Regions from separate parts of the Homo sapiens genome. Here region 1 is linked to region 2. Evidence: read pairs that join two places in POLR2A ChIA-PET (ENCODE). Cell type or tissue: Caco-2. All regions are shown on one strand. Links, peaks and the distances in the headings refer to the core of each region. The heading gives the core; the rest is flanking DNA. Region 1 overlaps PAAF1 (proteasomal ATPase associated factor 1). Region 2 overlaps MRPL48 (mitochondrial ribosomal protein L48).

What was found. Peaks named below come from ENCODE experiments on the same cell type or tissue, not always from the same donor. Only the 100,000 strongest peaks of a DNase experiment are listed, where the experiment ranks them.
Region 1: POLR2A ChIA-PET joins it to region 2 with 20 read pairs; 12 of 35 experiments call an interaction of 5 or more read pairs at or near these places.

Annotation. Positions count from the first base shown.
Region 1 is chr11:73,893,913-73,902,977 of GRCh38, forward strand. PAAF1 (proteasomal ATPase associated factor 1) reads left to right here. Exons shown (of 12, transcript NM_025155.3): 5 at 5,234-5,332; 6 at 6,358-6,508. Among named protein-coding and RNA genes, the nearest start is that of PAAF1, 21 kb to the left of the region's middle. RefSeq lists an enhancer at 3,050-3,829. In Caco-2, for the core only: no CTCF peak of the experiment used is centred there; no DNase peak of the experiment used is centred there.
Region 2 is chr11:73,792,681-73,801,745 of GRCh38, forward strand. The region is part of intron 1 of MRPL48 (mitochondrial ribosomal protein L48); the gene reads left to right. Among named protein-coding and RNA genes, the nearest start is that of MRPL48, 9.3 kb to the left of the region's middle. RefSeq lists an enhancer at 4,442-4,961. In Caco-2, for the core only: no CTCF peak of the experiment used is centred there; a DNase peak (open chromatin) is centred at 3,561.

The sequences.
Region 1 (9,065 bases), core at 587-8,586, 100 kb after region 2:
GCCAGGTATGGTGATGTACATCTGTAGTCCCAGCTAGTCGCCTGGCTTAAAAATTTTTATTCTTATTTTTTGTAGCGGTGGAGTCCTGCTCTGTTGCCCAGGCTGGTCTCAAACTCCTGACTTCAAGCAGTCCTCTCTCCTTGGCTTCCCAAAATGCTGGGATTATAGGTATAAGCCACTGTGCCTGGCCTTTATACATCATTTTTTATTATTTTCTGCTTTAACTGAGGGAGAAGGCAATTCACCTCTTGGGAGAGTTGGGAATGCCGCTCACCTTTTGAGAAGTAAGTCATTTTAAAAATCATTTACAGGCTAGGCACAGTGGCCCATGCCTGTACCCAGCACTCTGGGAGTCCAAGGCAGGAGGATCACTTGAGCCCAGGAGTTTGAGACCAGCCTAGGCAACATAGTGAGACCTTGTCTCTACAAAAAAATAAACAAAATAGGCTGGTTGTAGTGGCTCACACCTGTAATCCCATCACTTTGGGAGGCTGGGGTGGGCAGATCAATTGAGGCCAGGAATTCAAGACCAGCCTGGCCAACATAATGAAACCCCATCTCTACTAAAAATATAAAAATCGGAGGGAAGGGATAGCATTAGGAGATGTACCTAATGTTAAATGACGAGTTAATGGGTGCAGCACACCAGCATGGCACATGTATACATATGTAACTAACCTGCACATTGTGCACGTGTACCCTAAAACTTAAAGTATAATAATAAAAAAAAATCTACTAAAAAAAATAAAAATAAAAAAAAAATCAGCTGGGCATGGTGGCACACGCCTGTAATCCCAGCTACTCCGGAGGCTAAGGCACAAGAATCGCTTGAACCCAGGAGGCAGAGGTTGCAGTGAGCCGAGGTTGCGCCACTGCACTCCAGCCTGTGTTACTGAGCAAGACTCTGTCTCAAAAAATAAAATTAGCTGGATGTGGTAGTGTGTGCCTGTAGTCCCAGCTGCTCGAGAGGCTGGGATGGAAGGATTGCTTGAGCCTAGGAGGTCAGGGCTGCAGTGAGCTGTGATTGTGCCATTGCATTCCAGGCTGGGTGACAGAGTGAGACCATGTCTCAAAAACAAACATAACTGTGCTCCTTTTCTATTTCTTATTCTCTTTTTATTTGAGCTTACTGAAAGATGATTCATCCATTTATTAATCACCTACTATATTTCAGCCAGTCTTCTGGATACTGAATAAAATAAATAAAACTGCCCTTATAGATCTTACATGCTAGAGATGTGGGACTAGACGTGATTTGCTGATGACTTGGATGTTAAGTATGAGAGAAAAGGAGGAGTTGGGATGATTCAAAAAATTTTGGCCTGAGAAGTAGGTGAATTGTGTTCCATTTACTAATTGGAGGAGGAGGAGTTGTATTGGGATGGGGCAGGGGAAATAAAAGTTTTCTTTGGACATGTTCAGTTTGAGGTTTCCAGTCTAGCCTAGGTGTTCACTGCCTACCAGCAAGCAATTGGATAGATACCACCTGTATCAGGACAGAACCTGAAGTATGTTGCTTACAAGTAAAGGATCCACTACTAAGTTAGCAGTCCTTTTATTCCGAGGAAGCAAAATGAAGAAGAAAAGTCTTAGAAAATGTTAGAGTTGATGGATATATCCCTATAGTTCTTCCCAAACTTATTTATTATGGTTTAATTGACATAGAACAAAGTAAAATGGAAAGTTGGATAATTAAAGCCAAAGTCCCTACTTTTTTCTTAATAACTTATGTGGGAATTATTGTTGCTGGGAATGTGTCTGGAATTGCATATCTTGGTCCATCATTTCTGGAGCATTTGCAGCTGGTTGTTTTTTAATAAAAGTGTACATGTATGCATGTGTATAAAAGATTTGTTATTCTGATAATGGCTTATGCATGAAGTGATTGCTGATACTGAAATTACAAAAGTGAGGCTGGGCGCGGTGGCTCACGCCTGTGATCCTAGCACTTTGGGAGGCCAAGGCAGAAGGATAGCTTGAGCCCAGGAGTTCAAGACCACCCTGGGCAACATAGGGGGACCCCATCTCTCCAAAAAAAAGTTAAAAAATTAGCTGGACATGCCAGCCCATGTTTGTAATCTCAGCTATTGGGAAGCTCAGGCAGGAGGATCACTTGTTCCTGAGAGGCTAAGGCTGTAGTGAGTTGTAATCATGCCCCTGCACTTCAGCCTGAGCAACAGAGTGAGACCCTGTCTTTAAAAAAAACACAAAAACTATAAAAGTGAGTTTGGAAAACAAAAAGTGAATCTGAAATTTCTCTATTCTTTATTCTGAAAGATCTATATCTGTATATTTTCTATAGCTATACCTATATATAGGTATATGTGGAAATATCTGAACTCTTTTTTTTTTTTTTTACGATGTTTCTTTTTTTCTTTTTTTCTTTTTTATTTATTTTTTTTTTTATTGATCATTCTTGGGTGTTTCTCGCAGAGGGGGATTTGGCAGGGTCACAGGACAATAGTGGAGAGAAGGTCAGCAGATAAACAAGTGAACAAAGGTCTCTGGTTTTCCTAGGCAGAGGACCCTGCGGCCTTCCGCAGTGTTTGTGTCCCTGGGTACTTGAGATTAGGGAGTGGTGATGACTCTTAAGGAGCATGCTGCCTTCAAGCATCTGTTTAACAAAGCACATCTTGCACCGCCCTTAATCCATTCAACCCTGAGTGGATACAGCACATGTTTCAGAGAGCACAGGGTTGGGGGTAAGGTCACCGATCAACAGGATCCCAAGGCAGAAGAATTTTTCTTAGTACGGAACAAAATGAAAAGTCTCCCATGTCTACCTCTTTCTACACAGACACGGCAACCATCCGATTCTCAATCTTTTCCCCACCTTTCCCCCCTTTCTATTCTACAAAACCGCCATTGTCCTCATGGCCCGTTCTCAATGAGCTGTTGGGTACACCTCCCAGACGGGGTGGTGGCCGGGCAGAGGGGCTCCTCACTTCCCAGTAGGCGCGGCCAGGCAGAGGCGCCCCTCACCTCCCGGACGGGGCGGCTGGCCGGACGGGGGGGCTGACCCCCCAGACCTCCCTCCCCGACGGGGCGGCTGGCCGGGCGGGGGGGCTGACCCCCCCACCTCCCTCCTGGACGGGGCGGCTGGCCGGGCAGAGGGGCTCCTCACTTCCCAGTAGGGGCGGCCGGGCAGAGGCGCCCCTCACCTCCCAGACGGGGCGGCTGGCCGGGCAGAGTGGCTCCTCACTTCCCAGTAGGGGCGGCCGGGCAGAGGCGCCCCTCACCTCCCGGACGGGGCGGCTGGCCGTGCGGGGGGCTGACCCCCCCACCTCCCTCCCGGACGGGGCGGCTGGCCGGGCGGGGGGCTGACCCCCCCCACCTCCCTCCCGGACGGGGCGGCTGGCCGTGTGGGGGGCTGACCCCCCCACTTCCCTCCCGGACGAGGTGGCTGCCAGGCGGAGACGCTCCTCACTTCCCAGACGGGGTGGCTGCTGGGCGGAGGGGCTCCTCACTTCTCAGACGGGGTGGCTGCTGGGCGGAGGGGCTCCTCACTTCTCAGACGGGGCGGTTGCCAGGCAGAGGGTCTCCTCACTTCTCAGACGGGGCGGCCGGGCAGAGACGCTCCTCACATCCCGGACAGGGTGGCAGGGCAGAGGTGCTCCCCACATCTCAGACGATGGGCGGCCGGGCAGAGACGCTCCTCACTTCCCAGATGTGATGGCGGCCGGGAAGAGGCGCTCCTCACTTCCTAGATGGGATGGCGGCCGGGCAGAGAGGCTCCTCACTTTCCAGACTGGGCGGCCGGGCAGAGAGGCTCCTCACTTTCCAGACTGGGCAGCCAGGCAGAGGGGCTCCTCACATCCCAGAAGATGGGCGGCCAGGCAGAGATGCTCCTCACTTCCCAGACAGGGTGGCGGCCGGGCAGAGGCTGCAATCTCGGCACTTTGGGAGGCCAAGGCAGGCTGCTGGGAGGTGGAGGTTGTAGCGAGCCGAGATCACACCACTGCACTCCAGCCTGGGGCACCATTGAGCACTGAGTGAACGAGACTCCGTCTGCAATCCCGGCACCTCGGGAGGCCGAGGCTGGCGGATCACTCATGGTTAGGAGCTGCAGACCAGCCCAGCCAACACAGCGAATCCCCGTCTCCACCAAAAAAACACGAAAACCAGTCAGGCGTGGCGGCGCGCGCCTGCAATTGCAGGCACTCGGCAAGCTGAGGCAGGAGAATCAGGCAGGGAGGTTGCAGTGAGCTGAGATGGCAGCAGTACCGTCCAGCTGGGCATCAGAGGGAGACCGTGGAAAGAGAGGGAGAGGGAGACCGTGGGGAGAGGGAGGGGGAGGGGAAGGGGGAGGGAGAGGGAGAGGGAGAGGGAGAGGGAGAAGGAGAGGGAGAGGGAGAGGAATAGCTGAACTCTTGAATCCTCCTGGTGCATCTTAGAACATTATCTTTTGTGTAAGTGGGTTCCTAAGAATTAGGAGAGGTATCTTAATTTTCTTTTTATTTTTTATATTTACTTTAAAATTTTTTGTAGAGATGGAGTCTCATTATATTGCCCAGGCTGGTCTCGAACTCCTGGGCTCAAGTAATCTTCCTGCCTTGGCCTCCCAGAGTGTTGGGATTACACAGGTGTGAGCCACTGCACCTGGTCTTAATTTTAAAATAAAATAGCAGGGCTGGGCACGGTGGCCTATAATCCCAGCACTCTGGGAGGCTGAGATGGGAGAATCACTTGAGCTCAGGAGTTTGAGACTAACTTGGGCAACATGGTGAAACTCTGTCTCTACCGAAAAATACAGAAATAAGGCACAGTGGTGTGCGCCTGTAGTCCCAGCTACTCGGGAGGCTGAGGCAGGAGAATCACTTGAGCCTGGGAGGCAGAGGTTGCAGTGAGCTGAGATGGGGACATTGCACTCCAGCCTGGGTGATGGGAGTGAAACTCTGTCAAACAAACAAACAAACAAACAAATAAATAAATGCAACACATGGAAACTATGGAAATGAAATGGGGATAGGGAAAACTTTTTAGCTGAAGCATTAGACTTCAGATGATTAGAGGAATATCTTTTTGTTTGAAGAAGTAAAAGGTGTTTACTTCAGCCTTGTTGGGAGGTTGGTGATGATAACTCAACCTTTACATCAAACACAAGTCCTTTTGTTGGGAAACACAGGCTTCAGGAAGTCTTGGAAGAGTGAAAAAAGGGAAGTTTATAACATATTTCAAGGGAATAAGAGTATTTCATTATTTCTAACACATTGTTTGTTTTCTCTTTGAACAGATAACATGCCTGGACATTTCCAGCAGAGGAGGTCTTGGTGTGTCTTCTAGTACTGACGGGACCATGAAAATCTGGCAGGCTTCCAATGGAGAACTCAGGGTAAAGGATTTGGATGTACTTTTAGGTCTTAAACACAAAGGGTGGTCTGAGAAGCCTTGGACTGGGACATGGAAGGAAGAATGGCCCATTCTAAAAATGTGGGACCACTCTGCATGTCAGTTGATCTCTTTTCTCCCATTTGTGTGTTTCTTTTTCTTTTTCTCTTTTTTTTTTTTTTTTTTTTTTTGAGACAGTCTTGCTGTGTTGCCCAGGCTGGAGTGCAGTGGTGTGATCTCAGCTCACTGCAACCTCCGCCTCCTGGGTTCAAGCGATTCTTGTGCCTCAGCCTCCCAAGTAGCTGAGATTACAGGCATGTGCCACCACACACATCTAATTTTTGTATTTTTAGTAGAGATGGGCTTTCGCCATGTCGGCCAGGCTGGTTTCCAACTCCTCACGTCAAGTGATCTGCCCACCTTGGCCTCCCAAAGTGCTGGGATTACAGGTGTGAGCCACCGCTCCTGGCCTCTCAGCTGTCAATTCGAGAACCTTTCTCAAGCTCAGTGATTTGGCAGAACAGAGTGGGGCTGGAGCAGTTAAGGAGCCAGACCAGTGAAGGTCTAAGTGGGTGTGCCCTTGTTTTTTAATTGCCTTCAGTGATCCATTTCCAAGACAGAATAGCTTGGCTGTTAGACTGAATCTATGGCTGAGCCTCCAACCTTTACAAAGGATTTTAAACAGAGATGAGTGAAAAAGTCCCCAAGCCACCTCAGCTCTTTAACTAGATCTAGAGATGGCTGTGAAAGCCATGGAATTCTTTTTTTTTTTTTTTAACCTAGGCTCTGGGGTGTTTTTACATGGAATTCAGTTCTATAACCTCTATAGCTGAATTCGAGGAAACACCTTTTAGAACACTGCCTGCTAGACAAATGAGCTAAGAGATCCTTTGGATATCCTTAGTTTTAAAACCCAGCATGTGGGTTTAGCATGTAGGTATTTCATATAAGGGACCAGAGTATGGGAGGTAAGAGAACATCAAGGGATGGACAAGAGAACTAGCATGGAATTTTCTTTTGTTTTTCCAGAGAGTATTGGAAGGACATGTGTTTGATGTGAATTGTTGCAGGTTTTTCCCATCAGGCCTTGTGGTCCTGAGTGGGGGAATGGATGCCCAGCTGAAGATATGGTCAGCTGAAGATGCTAGCTGCGTGGTGACCTTCAAAGGTCACAAAGGAGGTATGAAGTGTGCTTTCTCCAAAAGGCTTCTCTAATGATCCCCAGAAATGAATCACTGAAAAGGTAGAAACAAGCTAGTTTATTCACAAATACACAAATAATCCATCCAGCTGGGCATTTAGATGAGCTGCCATTTCCCTAAGGACCAGAAATTCCTTTGCCACACAGTCTTTTTATTGCTATCTTGAACTGTCTTACACAGTTGGTTTGATACCTAAAGCCTTTTCCAGCTGGGTGCAGTGGTGCATGCCTGTAATCCCAGCTTTAAAAGTTGTTTTCTGGCCGGGCGCGGTGGCTCACGCCTGTAATCCCAGCACTTTGGGAGGCCGAGGCGGGCGGATCACGAGGTCAGGAGATGGAGACCATCCCGGCTAAAACGGTGAAACCCCGTCTCTACTAAAAATACAAAAAATTAGCCGGGCGTAGTGGCGGGCGCCTGTAGTCCCAGCTACTTGGGAGGCTGAGGCAGGAGAATGGCGTGAACCCGGGAGGCGGAGCTTGCAGTGAGCCGAGATCCCGCCACTGCACTCCAACCTGGGCGACAGAGCGAGACTCCGTCTCAAAAAAAAAAAAAAAAAAAAAAAAAAAAAAAAAGTTGTTTTCTACAATTGATAAAGGAAAAAAAAAATCCTCTCCAGGAAATCGTATACTTGTGTGCTGGGAAATAGAGAGAGAGAGTGAGAGAAAAGGAGATGTGTCTGCATTTTCTCATATTAGTCTTTTTGGCTGAGGGAACAGTAAAAGCTGGGTGGCTAATGGCTGCATCATCAGACATTATGATAGAGCTTGATGATTCCCATAGATTTAAATTACAGTTCGTGTTTTAAAAATGGATTAGCCATATAACCAGTTAATATCAGATTATAGATATACAGTGGGAACATCTTCCCTTTGTAACTGAGTTTTGTGGGGAAAAAATATTATTTAGGTATGTTTTATCCTTAATTGGAGTATTAAAAAGGAGATAAGTATGCTATTCCTATTTTACAAGTTTGAATATTTTAAAAATATGTGATAATATCCCCAAATAATTCCTTGATCCTTCTTCTGGAACCATAATACATATTGCGTGTACCACTCATTTGGGAATTAATTTGTATTGCCCTCTACTTCTGGGATTTTTAACTCTGTGTTTTTGTGAACCTCAGTACATTGTAACTTGTGTGTGGAGATCAAGTTTTAAGATTTTTTTTTTTTTTTAAGATGGAGTCTCACTCTGTCGCCTAGGCCGGAGTCCAGTGGCATGATCTCAGCTCAGTGTAACCTCTGCTTCCCAAGTAGCTGGGACTACGGGTACACGCCCCACACCTGGCTAATTTTTGTATTTTTAGTAGAGATGGGGTTTCACCATATTGGTCAGGCTGGTCTCAAACTCTTGACCTCAGGGTGATCCACCAGCCTCGGCCTCCCAAAGTGCTGGGATAACAGGCATTAGCCACTGCGCCTTGCCTTTTTTTTTTTTTTTTTTTAGTTTCGCTTGTTGCCCAGTCTGGAGTGCAGTGATGCCAGCTCGGCTCACTGCAACCTCCCCATCCCAGGCTCATGCGATCCTTGTGCCTCAGCTTCTCAAGTAGCTGGGATCACAGGCGTGCACCACCACATCCAACTAATTTTTGTATTTTTTAGTAGAGATGGGGTTTCGCTGTGTTGGCTGGGCTGGTCTTAAACTGGCCTCAAGTGATCTGCCTACCTTGGCCTCCCAAAGTGCTGGGATTACAGGTATGAGCCACTGCGCCTGGCCCAAGTTTTAAGTTTTAATATTTCTTTATAACATTTTGCCAGATTACATGCTGATGTTTTAGCAAACACACACATTAACCTAAGTACATAAATGGTTTACTTCCATGATGTAAGAAAACGGGTACATTGAGAGGGAATAGAAACAATATTCAGAGCCTTCCTTACATTACTGAAGAACTCATCACCTCCTGAAGAACTGAGAGATTGAAGGAGTCAGAATGGCCTACAGATCTGGGGAGTCCAGGAGCCAAAGTAGTCTAGAGGAACAGTGCAAGCTTCACCTCCGATCTGGCCATCCCTCTGAAGGTGTGGGCACAGGAAAACATTTCAGTGGAACAAGTCATGACTCAGCATGTTGAACTTAATTAACAAGATGCATATTCAACATCAGTGCACATCCAGTTTATAAATACCTTTGGATCACTGCAATTATTGTTCCCTTTACAGAATCCTAAGTCTCCCAACATTCCTTAATTCTCCCTAAGAATATGTATGGACCTTTAGCTTAGAGTAAATAGTAGAATGTTATTTATTTATTTATTATTATTTTTTTTGAGATGGAGTCTCACTCTGTCTCCTAGGCTGGGGTGCAGTGGCGCGATCTTGGCTCACTGCAACCTCTGCCTCCTTGGTTCAAGCAATTCTCCTGCCGCAGCCTCCCCAGTAACTGGGATTACAGGCATGCGCCACCATGCCCGGCTAATTTTTTTTTGTATTTTTAGTAGAGACTGGGTTTCACCATATTGGCCAGGCTGGTCTCAAACTCCTGACCTTGTGATCGCCTGCCGTGGCCTCCCAAAGTGCCGGGATTACAGGC
Region 2 (9,065 bases), core at 522-8,521:
TCCTGGTCACCACTAGACCACAGGCCCTGGAGGAGCTTTTCTATTTTGTTAATGGTTTTATCTTCAGCACCTGTCACACCCTAAGGTACATATTGTTTCACAAATGAGGAACCAAACAATTACCACCACCATTATCATCATTGTTACCAGTTTGACCATTAATAATGCAACTTGTACTTGTTAGCCCTTTTCATGTGTTATCTAATTTAATCATGTCAACAAGTCTATGAAGTAAATATTTTTATAAACTCTTCAGAGATAAGGAAATGAGGTTTAGAGGGATTTACTAATTTGATCAGCAGATATTTATTGGGCACTTGCTGTGTGCCAGAGTGTATGCTAGATGCTGGGATGTAGCAGGTTCCTGTCTTCATGGTGCTTATGTATTTATTTATTTATTTTGAGATGGAGTTTTGCTCTTGTTGCCCAGGCTGGAGTGCAATGGTGCGATCTCAGCTCACTACAACCTCTGCCTCCTGGGTTCAAGTGATTCTCCTGCCTCAGCCTTCTAAGTAGCTGGGATAACAGGCATGCACTACCATGCCCATCTAATTTTGTATTTTTAGTAGAGATGGGGTTTCTCCATGTTGGTCAGGCTGGTCTTGAACTCCCGACCTCAGGTGATCCGCCCACCTTGGCCTCCCAAAGTGCTGGGATTAATAGGCGTGAGCCACTGCACCTGGCCATGGTGCTTATTAACAGATGGACTAATTAAACTTATAACTACTTAACTGACTATGATAAATGCTGCAAATGAAAGATTCAGGGTGCTATATGACTGTGTAACAGAAGGATCCAAGCAAGTCTGAGCAGTCACAAAAGTTTTCTTGAGGACGTTGCATGACTACTAAGATTTAAAGAGTAGGTAGGATTTAGAGAAAATATATTCCAGATAAGGAGAAGAACATGTGTAAAGGTCCTGAAATGAGAACACACTTGGAGTTCCAGAGGAACTCCTAGAGGAAGTTGGGAGGGAGAGAAGCACTGGGGTGTAGATTACGGGAGAGTATGCAGAGAAATAGTATGGGAGTGAGAATTGAGGTAAGGGATTGGATTTATATTTAGGCATGGTGGCTCATGCCTATAATTCCAACACTTTGAAAAGCTGCAGTGGGTGGATTGCTTGAGCTCAGGAGTTTGAGACCAGCCTGGGCAACATGGCGAAACCTTGTTTCGTGTTTTTTTTTTTTTTTTTTTCCCTTTTTCTGGAGAACAGGGTCTCGCTATATTGCCCAGGCAGGTCTCGAACTCCTGGGCTCAAGCTATCCTCCCACCTCTTGCCTCCCTGAGAGCTGGGATTACAGACGTGAGCCACCACGCCCGGCCTGAAACCTTGTTTTGACAAAAAATACAAAAATTAGCCAGGTGTGGTGGCATGTTCCTTTAGTCCCAGCTACTCGGGAGGCTGAGGTGGGAGGATCAGTTGAGCCCGGGAGGCCAAGGCTGCAGCGAGCTCTGTGATCACCCTACAGCACTCCAGCCTGGGTAACAGAGTGAGACCCTGTATCTATCTATCTATCTATCTATCTATCTATCTATCTATCTATCTAAACTATCTGTCTCTGAATAAATAAATAAAATTAAATAAATCAAGGCCGGGCATGGTGGCTCACGCCTGTACTCCCAGCACTTTGGGAGGCTGAGGCAGCGGGATCTCCTGAGGTTGGGAATTTGAGACCAGCCTGACCAACATGGAGAAACCTCATCTCTACTAAAAATACAAAATTAGCTGGGCGTGGTGGCGCATGTGTGTAATCCCAGCTACTCGGGAGGTTGAGGCAGGAGAATCACTTGAATGTGGGAGGAGGAAGTTGCAGTGAGCCGAGATCGTGTTATTGCACTCCAGCCTGGGCAACAAGAGTGAAACTCCATCTCTGGAAAAAAAAAAAAAATTTAAATCAGGTCAGACAAACAAACAAACATTTTAGATGGTGACCACAAGATTGTAAAATTGGGTTAAGTTGTTCAAGAGAATCTAGTTAGGGAATTGAGTTTAATGGAGCTCAGCTCTGGCTTAGAAGTATCATCCAGCACTTGTGTTATGAGGGCAAGTATTTACTTCTTTTCTTTTTTTTTTTTTTTGAGTTGGAGTCTTGCTCTGTTGCCCAGGCTGGAGTGCAGTGGCATGATCTCGGCTCACCACAACCTCCGCCTCCCGGGTTCAAGCGATTCTCCTGCCTCGACCTCCTGAGTAGCTGGGATAACAGGCATGCACCACCATGCCCAGCTAATTTTTTTTTTTTTTTTGGAGATGGAGTCTTGCTCCGTCGCCCAGGCTGGAGTGCAATAGTGTGACCTCAGCTCACTGAAACCTCCGCCTTCTGGGTTCAAGCAATTCTCCTGCCTCAGCCTCCCAAAGTAGCTGGGACTACAGGCACCCACCACCACACCCAGCTAATTTTTTTGTATTTTTTTAGTAGAGACGGGGTCTCACCGTGTTGCCCAGGCTGGTTTTGAACTCCTGAGCTCAGCCAGTCCGCCCGCCTCGGCTTTCCAAAGTGCTAGGATTACAGGTGTGAGCCACTGCACCTGGCCTCATGCCCGGCTAATTTTTGTATTTTTAGTAGAGACAGGGTTTCACCATGTTGGCTAGGCTGGTCTCGAACACCTGGCCTTAGGTGATCCACCTGCCTCCGCCTCCCAAAGTGCTGGGATTACAGGCGTGAGCCTGGACTTCATCTCTGATGAAGTCTGACTTCACCTGGACTTCATCTCTGAATTTTTTTTTTTTAAAGTATAACAGCAGGATCCAAGCAAGTCTGAGCAGTCATAAAAGTTTTCTTGTGACTCTTTTTTAATAATTAAAAAATATAATTCATTTATTATAATATTCACTCTTTTTTTTTTTGAGACCGAGTCTCTGTCACCCAGGCTGGAGTACAGTGGCGCGATCTCCGCTCACTGCAAGCCCCGCCTCCCGGGTTCACACCATTCTCTTGCCTCAGCCTCCCCAGTAGCTGGGACTGCAGGCACCCGCCACCACGCCCAGCTAATTTTTTTTTTTTTTAGTAGAGATGGGGTTTCACTGTGTTAGCCAGGATGGTCTCGATCTCCTGACCTCGTGATCCACCCGCCTCAGCCTCCCAAAGTGCTGGGATTACAGGCTTGAGCCACTGCACCCGGCTTATTCACTTTTAAAGTAGATAATTTAATGGTTTTTAGTATATTCACAAAGTTGTACAACTGTTACCACTATTTAATTCCTGAACATTTTTACCATCCCAAAAGGAAACTCCTTACCCATAAGTAGTCACTCCCCATACTGTCATCTCCCAGCCCTTAGCACCCACTAATCATCTTTCCGTCCTATGATTTGTCTATTCTAGTCATTTCATATAAATGAAATCGTGGGCCATCTGGATTGGCCGCTGCCATCACTCTGGCTGCAGCAGGGAGGCGTGGCCAGAGCCAGTCAGAGCCAGGGACAAGTGGGAGCCCTGCCCCTTCCGAGTTGGGGCGGTGCCCAAGTCATGGCTGTGGATCTAGGCCTCTTGCTCCACGGAGCAAGCAGGAGCTCCGCTCTTCCGAGTGCAGTTACGGCCGCCCAAACTGTGACTGCGGACCCAGGCATCTGTGTACTCTTGTGGGGCCCAGGAAGGCTGCCCCAGCCCTCGCAGGCTCAGAGGTGTCTGCTCCTGCTGCCTGGCTTCTCCCTGCTGTCGACACCAGCTCTGATCTTGGAGCAAAGCTGGGGCCAAGCCCAGGTACTGTCGCAGCCTGGCCAGGTGTACACACATTCGGGGCAGTGCTGACACGCCAGCCTCTTGCCTCCTTGGCCCCCTCTGGACTTTGGGCACCAACAGGCATAGGAGGGAAGCCAAAGCGGGGCTGAAGGCAGCTCAGCAGTGGCCTGCCCGTGCCCCTTGGCACCTACAGGGCACTATGAATGGCAGTGAGAGGCAGACAGCTTCCTGGGCAGAAGGGGGCAGGTTCCCATTGAGACCCCACCTTCAGGCCAGGGAGTGCCTGAAGTCTGGGGCTAGGCTGCCAGTCCCGTGGACAGGAGTGGGAACTTAACGGTACCTTTTCCAGGCCTGCCCATGGCCACCCATGGACAAATCAACATGTACTTCCTTCCCTCTGAGGCTCATAAAAACTTTGGGTCTGGGTGTAGTGGCTCATGCCTGTAATCCCAGCACTTTGGGAGGCTAAGGCAGGCAGATCACCTGAGGTCAGGAGTTTGAGACCAACCTGGCCAACATGGTGAGACCCCATCTGTACTAAAAATACAAAAAAATTAGCCGAGCGTGGTGGTGGGCGCCTGTAATCCCAGCTACTTAGGAGGTCGAGGCAGGAGAATCCCTTGAACCCAGGAGACAGAGGTTGCAGTGAGATCACGCCATTGCACTCCAGCCTGGGTGAAAAGAGTGAGACTGTCTCAAAAAAAAGCAAACAAACCAACCTTGGGCTCAGCCAGAGCTGAACAGACATCGGGACAACCGGCTGCAGAGAGGAGCTATCCACTCTAGAGACTTCTCTGCTGAGAGCTGGGAAGACATTCAGACGACCTGCCTGCAGAGAGGAGCTGCCCACTCCAAGGTCCTCCTCTGAGCTATTCTGCCACTCAATAAAGCTCTTCTTTGTCTTGCTCACCCTCCGCTTGTCTGCATACTCCATTTGTTCTGGTTGCAGGACAAGAACTTGGGACCTGTTTAATGGCAGGGCTAAAAGAGCTGCAACAGAAACAGGGCTGAGATGTGCCCCTTTTTCACCAGGTTGTGGGTGAAGAGAAGGAAAGAAGAGCTGCAGCCCTTCAGGGAGCCCAGACCTGGGAGCTCCCTGAGCCAGGGCTGTGACTCCCTCCTTGGAGCCCTGTGGTTGCTGGCATCTCCAAGCTTCTGAGCGCCACGTGTTCCCCAGTGCCAGCTGTGAAAGCTGCTTGTGGTGCACCTGGTCCGGCCTCGCAGAGAGCCAGTGCCTGTGCCAGCACCTGCAGCTGCCCGCCCTGCTGCAGCAGCCGGCATGTCTGACTGTGCACATTGGCCAGACCCCATGCTCACTCACATACCCCTCACTGGCCTATGCCTGACTTGCCCTTGGCAGGCGTGGGACCCAGGCTGGTAGTGTGAGCGGAGGACAGCCTGCCAAGACAAGTGGGTGAAACAAGCCCAGTGGACCAGAGCAAAATTCGGGCAAAGATGCCACCAGCCACAGACTTTTCCGGCCAGAAAAATGACACTCCAAAAATCCCGTAACAATATGTGAGGCCAGCTGACTTTCCAAGGACTGTACAGCTAGTAAAATGGAAGTGCTGATATTCAAACACAAATTTGTGTTTGGGTTTGGATATAAAACTTGTGCTCCTAACAGCCATAAGGACCCAATCCAAAGGCAGACTTTGATAATCAACATAAATATGTTTAGAAGGTTATGGCTAAAGGAAAGACTGGAAACAAAAACAATTTTTTTTTTCTTTTTTGAGACAGAGTCTCGCTCTGTCGCCCTGGAGGGCAGTGGCATAATCTCGGCTCACTGCAACCTCCACCTCCTGGGTTCAAGTGATTCTCCTGCCTCAGTCTCCCGAGTACCTGGGATTACAGGCGCCCACCACTGTGCCTGGCTAATTTTTGTATTTTTACAAAATACAAAATACAGCCTTTTACAAAATACAGCCTGTTGGCCAGGCTGGTTTCAAACTCCTGACCTCAGGTGATCTGCTCGCCTCAGCCTCCCAAAGTGCTGGGATTACACATGTGAGCCACCTCGCCCGGCCAACAAAAACAATTTTTAAAAGAACTTGAGAAAACCTGGAGGCAATGATTATTGCCTTCAAATACATGAAGGGTTTGACTTCTTGTATGAAAAACAAGAACTGAACTTACTTTGTATGATGTCAGAGTGGGGAACTAGGCACAAACCGTAGAAGTTACAGGGAGATGGGTTTGGGCTTTCTATGTGGGAGAACATTCAGATAGTTAGCAGTGTCTGAAAATGTTTCAGTTTTGACCAGGGAGGTATTTAAGTAACAGATGGATCATTATAGACAGAGAGGCTAGTATTGGTTGCGTACGTGGGAAAGGTAATGGTGAGGCTGGATGTGGTGGCTCACACCTGTAATCCCAGCACTTTGGGAGGCTGAGGTGGGCGGATCACGAGGTCAGGAGTTGGAGACCAGCCTGGCCAACATAGTGAAATCACGTCTCTACTAAAAATACAAAAAATTATCCGGGTTTGGTGACAGGCACCTGTAATCCCAGCTACTCAGGAAGCTGAGGCCGGAGAATCGCTTGAACCTGAGAGGCGGAGGTTGTAGTGAGCTGAGATCGCACCATTGCACTCTAGCCCTAGCAACAGTGCAAGACTCCCTCTCAAGCAAAAAAAAAAAAAAGAAAGAAAAGAAAGGAAGGTAGTGGTGGGCACTGAGAGTGGAAAGCCAGTAAGGAGAATTTGAAGCTTCTGATAAATGAACTTAGGCAGGGACTGGGCTTTTCCAGGATGCCTAAGATGAGAGTAAACTCCTTGTAAGCTTTGGAATGTAGAGCCTGGGCAACATGGCAAAACCCCATCTCTACAAAGAAAAAATTAGCCGAGTGTAGTGGCACACATCTGTAGTCCCAGCTACTTGGGAGGATGAGGCAGGAGAATGGCTTAAGTCTAGGGGGTCGAGGTTGCAGTGAGCCATGGTGATGCCACTTTACCCCAGCCTGGGTGACAGAGCAAGACCTTGTCTCAAAAACAAAAGAATTGGAATATAGATCAAGGTGTTGTTCATCTTGGAATAAAATAAGAGCTGTCATGTAATAGCCGACTTGCTTTGCAACAGGAGTATAGGATATAGTATATAGTAGTAGAGAGAGCTCTGATTGTGGGGTCAGCTAGAACATGACTTATTAGTTGTGTGCATTAGGCATGTTAATTCGCTTTTCTGAGCTTTGATTTCCTCACTATAAAATGCGGTAGAAATATCTACTTCACAGGCATGGAACATAGGCACTGGAGACTTGGAAGGGTGGGAAGGCAGGAGGGGGATGAGGGATGAGAAATTACTTAATGGGTACAATGTTCATCATTTGAGTAATGGTTACGCTAAAAACCCAGATTTCACCAATAAGCAATGTATCCATTTAACAAAATGGCACTTGTACTCCCTAAATCTATATAAAAGAAAATACAAAGAACTATGCCTCACAGAATGGTTGTGAGGATTAAAGGAGATGGTGTTTGGCATATAGCAGGTGCTCAGTAAATGGTAGGATTTTTGAATGGCTATTATCATTAGCTATGAACTTCATTAGTATAAATTGGTATCAGTTTTTTGAGAGGTAGTGTGGAAGAATAGAAGGGATGGACTTTGGATTCAGGCAGACCTGGGTTTGAATTTCTCTTACCAAACCTATAACTTTGGGCAATTTACATAAACTTTTTTTTCCTGTGTAAAATAGAGCCAGTTATCTCAATAATGCCCCATCAGAGAGGGTTGCTGTAACAATTAATTGAAATAATATGGGCCAGGCCTGGTGGCTCACTCCTGTAATCCCAGCATTTTGGGAGGCCAAGGCAGGAAGATTGCTTGAGGCCAGGAGTTCGAGACAGCATGGGCAATATAGTAAGATCCGGTCTCTTAAAAAAAAAAAATTAAAAAGACAAATAGTATGCGTAAAGTGCCTAGTAAATAGGACTCAATAAATGGTAGTAACAATGCTATTTTAAATAATATTTATTAATACACAAATATATTCTGTTACTTTCATGAAACAGCTCTCAGTTGCTTGCATCAAAGACCCCTGACCCACTGCTCTCACCACCCACTCCAGACTCTGATGTCTTAAGCTACTCACATGCTCTAGATTTTGCCCTGTGACTTCAGTTTTTTGGTAGTTGTGCAGTCCTTGCTTGGTTCCTGGCTCATGGGAGTATTTTTGTTACCCAGTGCAGCATCTGTGTCCTCATTCATTCATTCGCTGGCGTCACCATCCTCCTCTTCCACTTGCAGGGCCAGAGCTGCTCTTCATTTGCTGATGGGGAGGAGAGGGTAATTGTAGATACAGTCCCAAAATAGATTACTTTTGTCTGGATAAATAATGCCAAGCATTGCAGGGGAGAGGAAGCACATTTCCCAGAGCTGACCGGGAGAGTTCATACCATAATTTGAATGTCTTCCAGAAAGTTGTCAACTCTTTTTTCTTTTTCTTTTTTTTTTTTTTTTTTGAGATGGAGTTTCGCTCTTGTTGCCCAGGCTGGAGTGCAATGGCGTGATCTCGGCTCACAGCAACCTCCGCCTCCCGGGTTCAAGCCATTCTCCTGCCTCAGCCTCTGGAGTAGCTGGGATTACAGGCATGCGCCACCACGCCCGGCTAATTTTGTATTTTTAGTAGAGACGAGGTTTCTCCATGTTGGTCAGGCTGGTCTCAAACTCCGGACCTCAGGTGATCCGCCCACCTCGGCCTCCCAAAGTGCTGGGATTACAGGCGTGAGCCACTGGGCCTGGCCGAAAGTTGTCAATTCTTAAGCCTGGCTTTTAGATAATTAAAACCTTGGTTATTGTACAGACTCAGAAATCTGAACAATTAAAATGAGAAAGCAGTCTCATTTTGATCTTTTTTTCCCATCCAGTCCCTCTTCTATATGAAGTGACCCATTTAAAAATATATTCTGTTCACTCTCATTTCTATTGTTTGTCATGGTTAATAGATCCCGGCCCTGGAGAGACTTTAGAGTCCTCTGATCTAACTTCAAAGTACATAGCTAGTGGTTGGGGGAGCTGGCCTGACCTCTCCTGGGGCCCCAGTTTCCTACTCTGTCTTTTATGCTGACCAATATTAGGTTAAGTGTATTGCACACATACTTTACAAAGTCTTTTAGTACCTGATTCAATTGTGCTTCTGGGATCATCTGCACATTTTGCCCTTCTGTCTATTCACATCCTTCCCAATCTTCATGGTTTTACATCCTCTGGGAGACTTTTCTTAAGTTTTATCTTTCCGCCTCCTAATTTCCTAAGCACTAACATCTTCATTTATGTGAGAAAAGGTGTAGAATAGTGGGGAAATTATGGATTTTGGTGTCAGAGAAACCCAAGACCCTAGGCTAGCTTCAATAGTAGTTGTGTGACTTTGGGTAGGTTA